3 separate regions of the Mus musculus genome follow, and all the other regions are linked to region 3. A link is a loop called in an ENCODE intact Hi-C map of the cell type or tissue named here. Cell type or tissue: left cerebral cortex. All regions are shown on one strand. Region 1 overlaps Lemd2 (LEM domain containing 2). Region 2 holds the start of Phf1 (PHD finger protein 1). Region 3 holds the start of Uqcc2 (ubiquinol-cytochrome c reductase complex assembly factor 2).

The links. A loop is a pair of places that touch in the nucleus more often than their neighbours do. Peaks named below come from ENCODE experiments on the same cell type or tissue, not always from the same donor. Only the 100,000 strongest peaks of a DNase experiment are listed, where the experiment ranks them.
Region 1: it touches region 3 in a loop (2.1-fold over the local background); 12 of 42 quality-filtered maps call a loop at or near these places.
Region 2: it touches region 3 in a loop (3-fold over the local background); 4 of 42 quality-filtered maps call a loop at or near these places.

Annotation. Positions count from the first base shown.
Region 1 is chr17:27,188,778-27,191,277 of GRCm38, reverse strand. It overlaps Lemd2 (LEM domain containing 2), which reads left to right. Exons shown (of 9, transcript NM_146075.2): 9 at 488-1,678. The coding sequence ends at 638. Among named protein-coding and RNA genes, the nearest start is that of Lemd2, 14 kb to the left of the region's middle. In left cerebral cortex, a CTCF peak has its summit at 1,295 (motif pointing left); a DNase peak (open chromatin) is centred at 1,276.
Region 2 is chr17:26,930,908-26,933,407 of GRCm38, reverse strand. Kifc5b (kinesin family member C5B) reads right to left here. Exons shown (of 11, transcript NM_053173.2): 11 at 829-1,304. The coding sequence ends at 1,260. It overlaps Phf1 (PHD finger protein 1), which reads right to left and starts at 281. Exons shown (of 15, transcript NM_009343.3): 1 at 1-281. In left cerebral cortex, CTCF peaks have their summits at 1,443 (motif pointing left) and 2,089 (motif pointing left); DNase peaks (open chromatin) are centred at 123, 381 and 1,429; H3K4me3 peaks cover 823 bases; H3K27ac peaks cover 908 bases.
Region 3 is chr17:27,132,757-27,135,256 of GRCm38, reverse strand. It overlaps Uqcc2 (ubiquinol-cytochrome c reductase complex assembly factor 2), which reads left to right and starts at 1,366. Exons shown (of 4, transcript NM_026063.2): 1 at 1,366-1,517. The coding sequence starts at 1,380. In left cerebral cortex, CTCF peaks have their summits at 1,258 and 2,374 (motif pointing right); DNase peaks (open chromatin) are centred at 1,297 and 1,574; H3K4me3 peaks cover 1,236 bases; H3K27ac peaks cover 1,511 bases.

The DNA of each region.
Region 1 (2,500 bases), 56 kb before region 3:
GCTGGCACCCCATCCTCCGAGCTCTGTGTCTGTAGCATGTTGGGTAATCAGAGCATCCAAATTCCCAGCATTGTGAGGACAGGGACAAGTGATGCCTGTGAGCAGAGACACATCTTTAGGAGTCAGCCGGAGCCAATCACTGTTTTGTGGGTCCCCTTCCCAACAAAAAAGATTTCAGGACCGTGTTGGGGGTGGCTTTCCCATCTTGGTTCATCTTCACACCCGCATGTCCTCTATGCTACAAGGGGTGCATCTGAGCTAAGCACAGTCCCCACGTGGTCCTGGGTACCCATCACCGCCAGCCCCTTAGCTCTGTACCAAGGCTTGTGGCGCACAGGAGGTGAGGAAATCCCCAGTGCCTCACTTTGCCCTATCAACATGTCCACTGCTGGCTTATCCAAGTGTGGTAGAGCTTAGGAATGCCCGCCCCTCTGTGGGAATGGAGTGGTTCAGCCTGACCCAGCTGAGCGCTACCTTCTCCTTTCAGGCGGCGCATGAAGCGAGTATGGGACCGTGCTGTGGAATTCCTGGCTTCCAATGAATCTCGGATCCAGACTGAGTCCCACCGAGTGGCCGGGGAGGACATGCTGGTGTGGAGATGGACTAAGCCTTCCTCTTTCTCTGATTCAGAGCGATAGGGCAGGGCCTGTTACCGCCAGCCTGACCCAGCCACCCAGCTGGGGCAAGGACACAGACCTTTGGTGCTCATTCACACCTGCCTTGATTGCCCTCCGGGTCTCAGGTCTGGAACATGTGGGCTTACTTAGGGTAGCCGGGAGAACAGGGGAGCCCTTCCTCTATGTCAGTATTACTGACTGACAGGGGAGAGTGGCTTGTTCTCCCTGGATAAAAAGATGGGCAGTGGTTGGAACCCTGGAGGTCCTGCACACAGCTAGACAGCACGGTGATCCTGAAGCCCCTCGCTTGGAAGGTGGGTTGGGTGGTGGGGCAAAGCTTGGTCCATGTGCCTTTTCGCTTCCAGGGAGCTTAAGGGGAGGGGAGGAACCCAGCCCACTCCTGCATGGGCCTCTGTCCAGAAGGGGACGATGTTATAGAAGGTAGGAGCAGCTGGAGGGGACCAAGCAGAGGTGGCTGGGGTCTGGAAGGCGTGGGGAGTCCAGCCACAGCTGCCTGTGCCTCAGAGCTGCTCACAGGTCAGCAGTGCCACCTGAGCCAGGGTGGAGCTCAGCCTCCTCACCTACTTACTGTGCACAGGCTTCCTGGCTGCTTAGCCACACAGGTAGGGTGCAGCATCGTGGCTGCACACTGCCCTCTGCAGGCCACATGGAGTAGTGTGGGCCATTAGCCCTCGGCTATGGAGGACCTGCTCTAAATACACCCAGTGGGGGGCCTCATTAGCTGAGAGGGAGGCTTTCGAGCAACTCTTCAGGCGGGTCTCACCTACAGCAGCAGGAGGACAGCCCCTGGAGGTGACGTGCAGCTGCCTCCAGAAGACACAAGACACCCCCTTTTGGACCTATTGCTGGTCTCTGTTTCTTAATAAAGTGTGGTCTCCATGTAGCAGTATGCTCATTTCGGTCTCCGTGTAGCAGTATGCTCATTGCCGTGTGTCTGGGTGGTCAGCAGGACCGGGACTGAGCAGGCCCCAGCCAGAAGACAATGGCTTTTGTATTGGGGGTGGAACTGTTGGAAAAATAAAATATTTATTGAGAACGGATGTGGTTTTATTTGTGGTGCTTCCTCTGTCTCCCTACAGCGGAGGGCTGGACAGGGCCAGGCTGCCCTGGCCCTGGGAGTTAGGTAAGCTGCTTACAGCCACTTGAGTTGCAGGGTAGCCATGTGGACTCAGCACTGAGCCCCTGGTCCCAAGGCTCCCAGGGCTTCTGAGGGAAGCTGCACGGAGCTGGTAAGCCCTTGAAGGAGGCAGCTTCCTGTCTCTGGGCCCAGCATTGGTGATGGGCTGTGACAGAGTTGGGGTGCTTTCAGAAAGCTGCAAAACAAGCTATAGGCATTCACCTCTTAGTCCGAAAGGCTAGTGGCCCAGAAACAAGGTAACCTAGCTATGTACTGTGGTCATAGCCAGTCCTGGCCTCCTTCCTGTCCACACTTGGCCCCATCTGTGTGGACACGGGCTTGTCAGACTCCTGCCACACACACCTGCTTGGTGAGCTGTAGCGGGGCCCAGTGCACAACTCAGGAAGAAACCAGCCTGTGTGTCCCTCTTCTGTCTCCGTGGAAAGTTTTCCCTTGGCAGGTTTTGTCTGAAGTGGGAAAACTAACCTATGGCTGTGCCTGGGAAGGAGAGCAGAAGCCAGCTCAACGGGAAGCAATTCTCGGCCTGAGAGCCAGCGCTCAGAGCAGCTCGCAGGCTACACTTTGGGAGCTCATCAGCTATGCTCAGCCGTGCCAGCGGGCTTGCTTTTTTTTTTTTTTTTTTTCCTCGAGACAGTTTCTCTGTATAGCCCTGGCTGTCCTGGAACCTGGAACTCACTCTGTAGACCAGGATGGCCTCGAACTCAGAAATCTGCCTGCCTCTGCC
Region 2 (2,500 bases), 200 kb after region 3:
CCCAGCCCCTCCGTCCTGGCGGCTCTGGGGCGTATGACGCAGCAGCCAAAGCAGCAGCAGCGGCAGGAGGAGTCGACAGAAGGAGGGAGGAGAGTGGAGGGTGGGGAGCACCAGGGGGAGGAGACGACAGAGGGACGGGCAGGCAGCACCTCCCTCACCTCCAGCGGGCCCGGAGGGCGCTGCGCTGTTGGGGGCGCGGCCGGTCGCGGAGGTCGAGGAAATCCCTGCAGCCCCTTTTTCGGATGGGAGGCTTGCTCTGGGTCAGCAGGAAATAACCTTCTTGGCAGCTAGCCTGCAGGTCAGGGCCGGGCCCCGCCCCATGCCACATCCGTTAGCTGCCCCGCCCCCGTGGCCACTCCAAGCTCCGCCTCCGCACGCGGCACCGCCCTCCCCATTCACGCTGCCTGTCGCCCCGCCCTTCTGCGCACGCGTAACCCCGCCTGTGCGCCGCACCTGGGCACACGGCCACTCCTCCGGCCGCGAGAGCACTGGTGTAGGTTTGCTCCTCCTGGGAGGGAAAGGACAAGGGGCTATTTGGAACTAGTACTGAGTTAGTGACGTGCCCACACCAGCCAATAGGCACTAGGCGGCACGGAACCATGGTTCGAACCGGTGGGCAGGGAAAGAAAGAGATTGTGGAGTGCACTGGCAGTCACACCAGACAAGAGCATTCCTGTTCTGGGCTGGGGCTGGGGCCTGGCAGTCCTAAGAAATTGTTAAGAGGGCCCAGTGCCGAAGGGTAGAGAAGAGGCATCAGGACGGCAAAGTGTGCCCCACCAAGTGAAAGCCCATAGCCTCACTCTGCAAACACATCACAATGGACATTTCTACGTGCTTACAGTATTTATTTACAATACCTTCCTTTGGCAGCTAAAACCGTTAAGTTAATAAAACCGTTTAGAGCTGTAACAAGGGCCGGGCTGGGAAGATGGCTGGGCGGTTAAGAGCACTGACTGATTTTGCAGAGGACCCACATGTATTCCATAATCCCAGTTCTTGAAGGACCTGAAGCCCTGTTCTGAACTCACTGGAGCAGGAGACATGCACATGGTGCATGCATATACACTCAGGCAAAACAACTGCACACAATTTTTTAAAATCTAAGATTAAGAAAAGGATTAACATACAAAAGATTATTCTTTATTACATAATAAATACCCAGTAATATCATGTCTCAACTCCCACCCACCCCCACCGAATAAATACACACTAAAACAGAGACGCATGCGCACTGGCTTGCAAGGGCTCTGGATCCGACTTCACTTCTTATTAGCCTGAGCAGTACCAATGACACACTGGTTCACCTGTGGACAGATAAACAGGGTCACACAAGGTCAAGGGTTACAGATGAGAAGCCTTCCCACTCTGCCCCGTGCTGGGCCCACATCTGAATCTCTGAAGTCTCTGTTATGGAAGCAGGTCCAGCCTGCCCCCTGGAGGGATGGTGATGCTATGTCCACTAAGCCTGGAAGAGACCGGACTGAAAAGACGAAGCTTTATAGTGCTGGCTAGTTTTTATGTCAACATGACACCGGCTACTCCTCATTTGAGAAGAGGGGACCTCAATTGAGAAAATATCCCATCAGATTGGCCTGTGAGCAAGCCTTTTCTTAATCAATGATTGATGTTGGAGGACCCAACCCTAGTGTGGGCCAGTGCCACCCCTGAAAAGGTGGTTCCCCAATGAGGTAAGAAAACCGGCTGAGGAAGCCAAGAGGAGCGAGCAGTAAACAGCACTCCATTATGGCCTAAAGAAGTTACTGATCTGACATCCCTGGACATGGACTAGTTCTTTCTATTTCACCTTGTTTTTGATCATGGAGTTTTATCACATTATTAGAAAGCTAACTGAGACACCTACACAAAAACTACAGTAGCAGAGAGGTCTCCATTTTCAGCAACACCCTGGACTAGACACACCAAAGCACTCCTGTCAAGACATTAAACTCCTTTGAAAACTAGAGCTCCTGGGGCTGGAGAGATGGCTCAGCAGTTAAGAGCACTGACTGCTCTTCCAGAGGTCCCAAGTTCAATTCCCAGCAACCACATGGTGGTTCACAACCATTTGTAATGAGATCTGATGCCCTCTTCTGGTGTGTCAGTGACAGTACACTTACATACAGGAAATAAATAAATCTTTAAAAAAAAGAAAGAGGGGCTGGTGAGATGGCTCAACAAGTAAGAGCACTCAACTGCTCTTCCGAAGGTCCTGAGTTCAAATCCCAGCAACCACATGGTGGCTCACAACCATTTGTAATGAGATCTGACTCCCTCTTCTGGTGTGTCTGAAGACAGCTACAGTGTACTTACATATAATAAATAAATAAATATTAAAAAGAAAGAAAGAAGGAAAACTAGGGCTCCTGAGGAAAAAAAAAATCACCACAGAAGAAAATTGGAGACATAGACTACTAGGTACAGATCAAAGGATACATGAGTGGTGGGATTTTTATTTAGTGGTAGAGAGCTTGCCCAGCCCAAAGAAATGAGACAGGAGCTA
Region 3 (2,500 bases):
TCCCTACTTCCAGGCATTGAGGGCCCCGGGTGGGCTGGAAGCCACAAGGGCCCACCCAGGTATGGCTTTAAAGAGCACTCGCCTGGCCACAGCCAACTTGGGAGTCAGGGGTGGCGAGACCCCTTGCCCTGTCTTGGGCTGTAGGGGGAGTAACTTGATGGCAGCAAATGGTTCTCCCTTCCACCTGAGGTACAAGTGTGGTAAGAGGTTGAGAAAGGTGCCAGGGTGCCAGGGAAAGTTCGTGCCCACTGCCTCCTTCTGTGGTCTCCCTTCCTCTACCGGCTACACTGCAAGGGCTGGCCAGACAGACAGTCCCGTGAGCTGCCCCACCCCCACCCCAGGAATTGCTCCCTAGGTTGTGAATGTTGAGAGACATTAGGGTCTGACAGACCTAGTTTGGAATGTGGCTTTGTTCATTCATTCATTCATTGAGCACTAATTTACAGAGTGAGTTCCAGGACACCTGGGGCTGCACAGAGAAACCTTCTTTCTCAAAAGAAAAATCACACACACACACACACACACACACACACACATATGATACCCATGTGATATATATATTATGTTAAATTTTGCCATAATAAAAACACTCATTCTTAGAGCTAGAGAAATTAGTTATTAAGAGCATTTATTGCTCTTACAGAGAATCAGGTTCGGTCCCCAGAACTGACACATGTACATGGTGCAGGTAAACACTCATACATATTAGAATAAAGAAAACACACTATAAAAAAATTGTTTTAAAGATTTCCAGGCTGCAACAATGTTTTTGGTTCTTCATAAGAAACCGCTCCATGTGGTGAGCAATGTGACCGGGAGGCTGGAGATGTAGCTAAAGAACTCTATCAGAGGTCCATGTGGTAGAGATAAGTACAGGGTGATGAGTGTGAGTGGGGCAGCTGTGTGTGTGTGTGTGTGTGTGTGTGTGTGTGTGTGTGTGTGTGTGTGTGTGTGTACACGACGGACGGTGTGTGTGTGTGTGTGTGTGTATGTGTACACGACGGACGTTAAGATCAAACACATATCCATCCAATAACAACCTGTATTTACATGCAAATGTTTCGTTTATGCAAAACAGCAGAGGTCTCGGGGGAAGCTTTTTCAGTCTCGAGCTTGTGAAGTCATTGAAAACGAAGAGCAAAGCTTTCCCCAGGGTACACCGCGTTAGCTTTGCCCCTGGGAGCTGGGCGAGTACCAGAACCAAGAAGCTGAAGAGCTCAGACCTCGCTCTCAAAGGTGAGCAGCGCCGCTGCCTGGAGGGGTGTGGGCCGTTGGTAGAACTGCGCATGTCCACGGGGAAGGCCAGTGCGCCTTAGTGCGCACGCGCCCTCTGCGGTCTTGACTACTCCCCCCCAGGGGCGGGGCAAGCGGGGCCCAAGATGGCCGCTCTCCGCTACCGGCGTTTCCTTAAGCTCTGTGAGGAATGGCCAGTGGACGAGACCAAACGGGGCCGGGACTTGGGCGCTTACCTGCGGCAGCGGGTAGCGCAGGCCTTCCGGGAGGGAGAGAACACCCAGGTGACCGGAGGGGAGGAGGGTGGGCACGTCGAAGCGATGGGCGGCAAGGGTGGGGGATCTGCGCATGCGTCGGCCGCTGCCAGGCTGCACGTGCGCGAGGTACCCATCTTGCAGTTAGCTGCGGAGTGCGACGCCTTCTGCGCAGTTTCCTTCCTTGTCTGCACAGTGTAGTAGTCAGTGAAGCGGCCCTGAGGTCCAGATGCCACTAAAGAGTCAAATTGTAAGGCGGGGTTGTTTCTTCCTTACCATCGTTAATGTGTCTGCGAGCCCAGCCTATCCCCAGACACCTCCAGCTAAGCCTCACTGCCTTCCGTCACTGTGAAACTGAGTCTCCCACACAGGTCCCTTGTGTGAGTAGTAGACCTTCTCGCCCCACTCAGGTTTAGGTTACCTTACCAAGCACGGCCATGTGCATGCATAGAACTAGGTTAGTTTCCAGGGAAATCGCAGTGAATTAGATGAGGTCTTTCTCCTTTTGCCTTTGGATTCTTATTCAGGACACGAGGAACAAATAGACTCATAAGACAGTTCCAATGAGTACTCTGATCGTGGTAAATGTAACATTAGTCGGGTTCCTGAGGCTTGCCTGAGGAAGTTACACATAGGTCGGTCTCGAGGCAGGGAGACAGTGAACACTGACTGCACTTCGGGAAGGGTGGCCAGGCACTTCAGAGGAAACCAAACTGACATATTACAGAAAAGAAAGCAAGCCTACGGGTAGTGAGTGGCATGTCTACAGCTAAGATTTGAAGCTGAAGGAAGGCAGGAGCCAGGCACAATACAGATTTTTTTTTTTTTTTTTTTACCAACAGATATGTCTCTGTACCCTGTTAATGCAGTGCCCACTGGGGCCAGAGGAGGGCATTGGATCCCCTGGAACTGAAGTTAGAAGTGGTTGTGAGCCACCATGTGGGTACTAGGAATCAAACCTAGGTTCTTTTTAACTGCCCAGCCACCTGCACTAGGGGTCAGATCTTACCAGG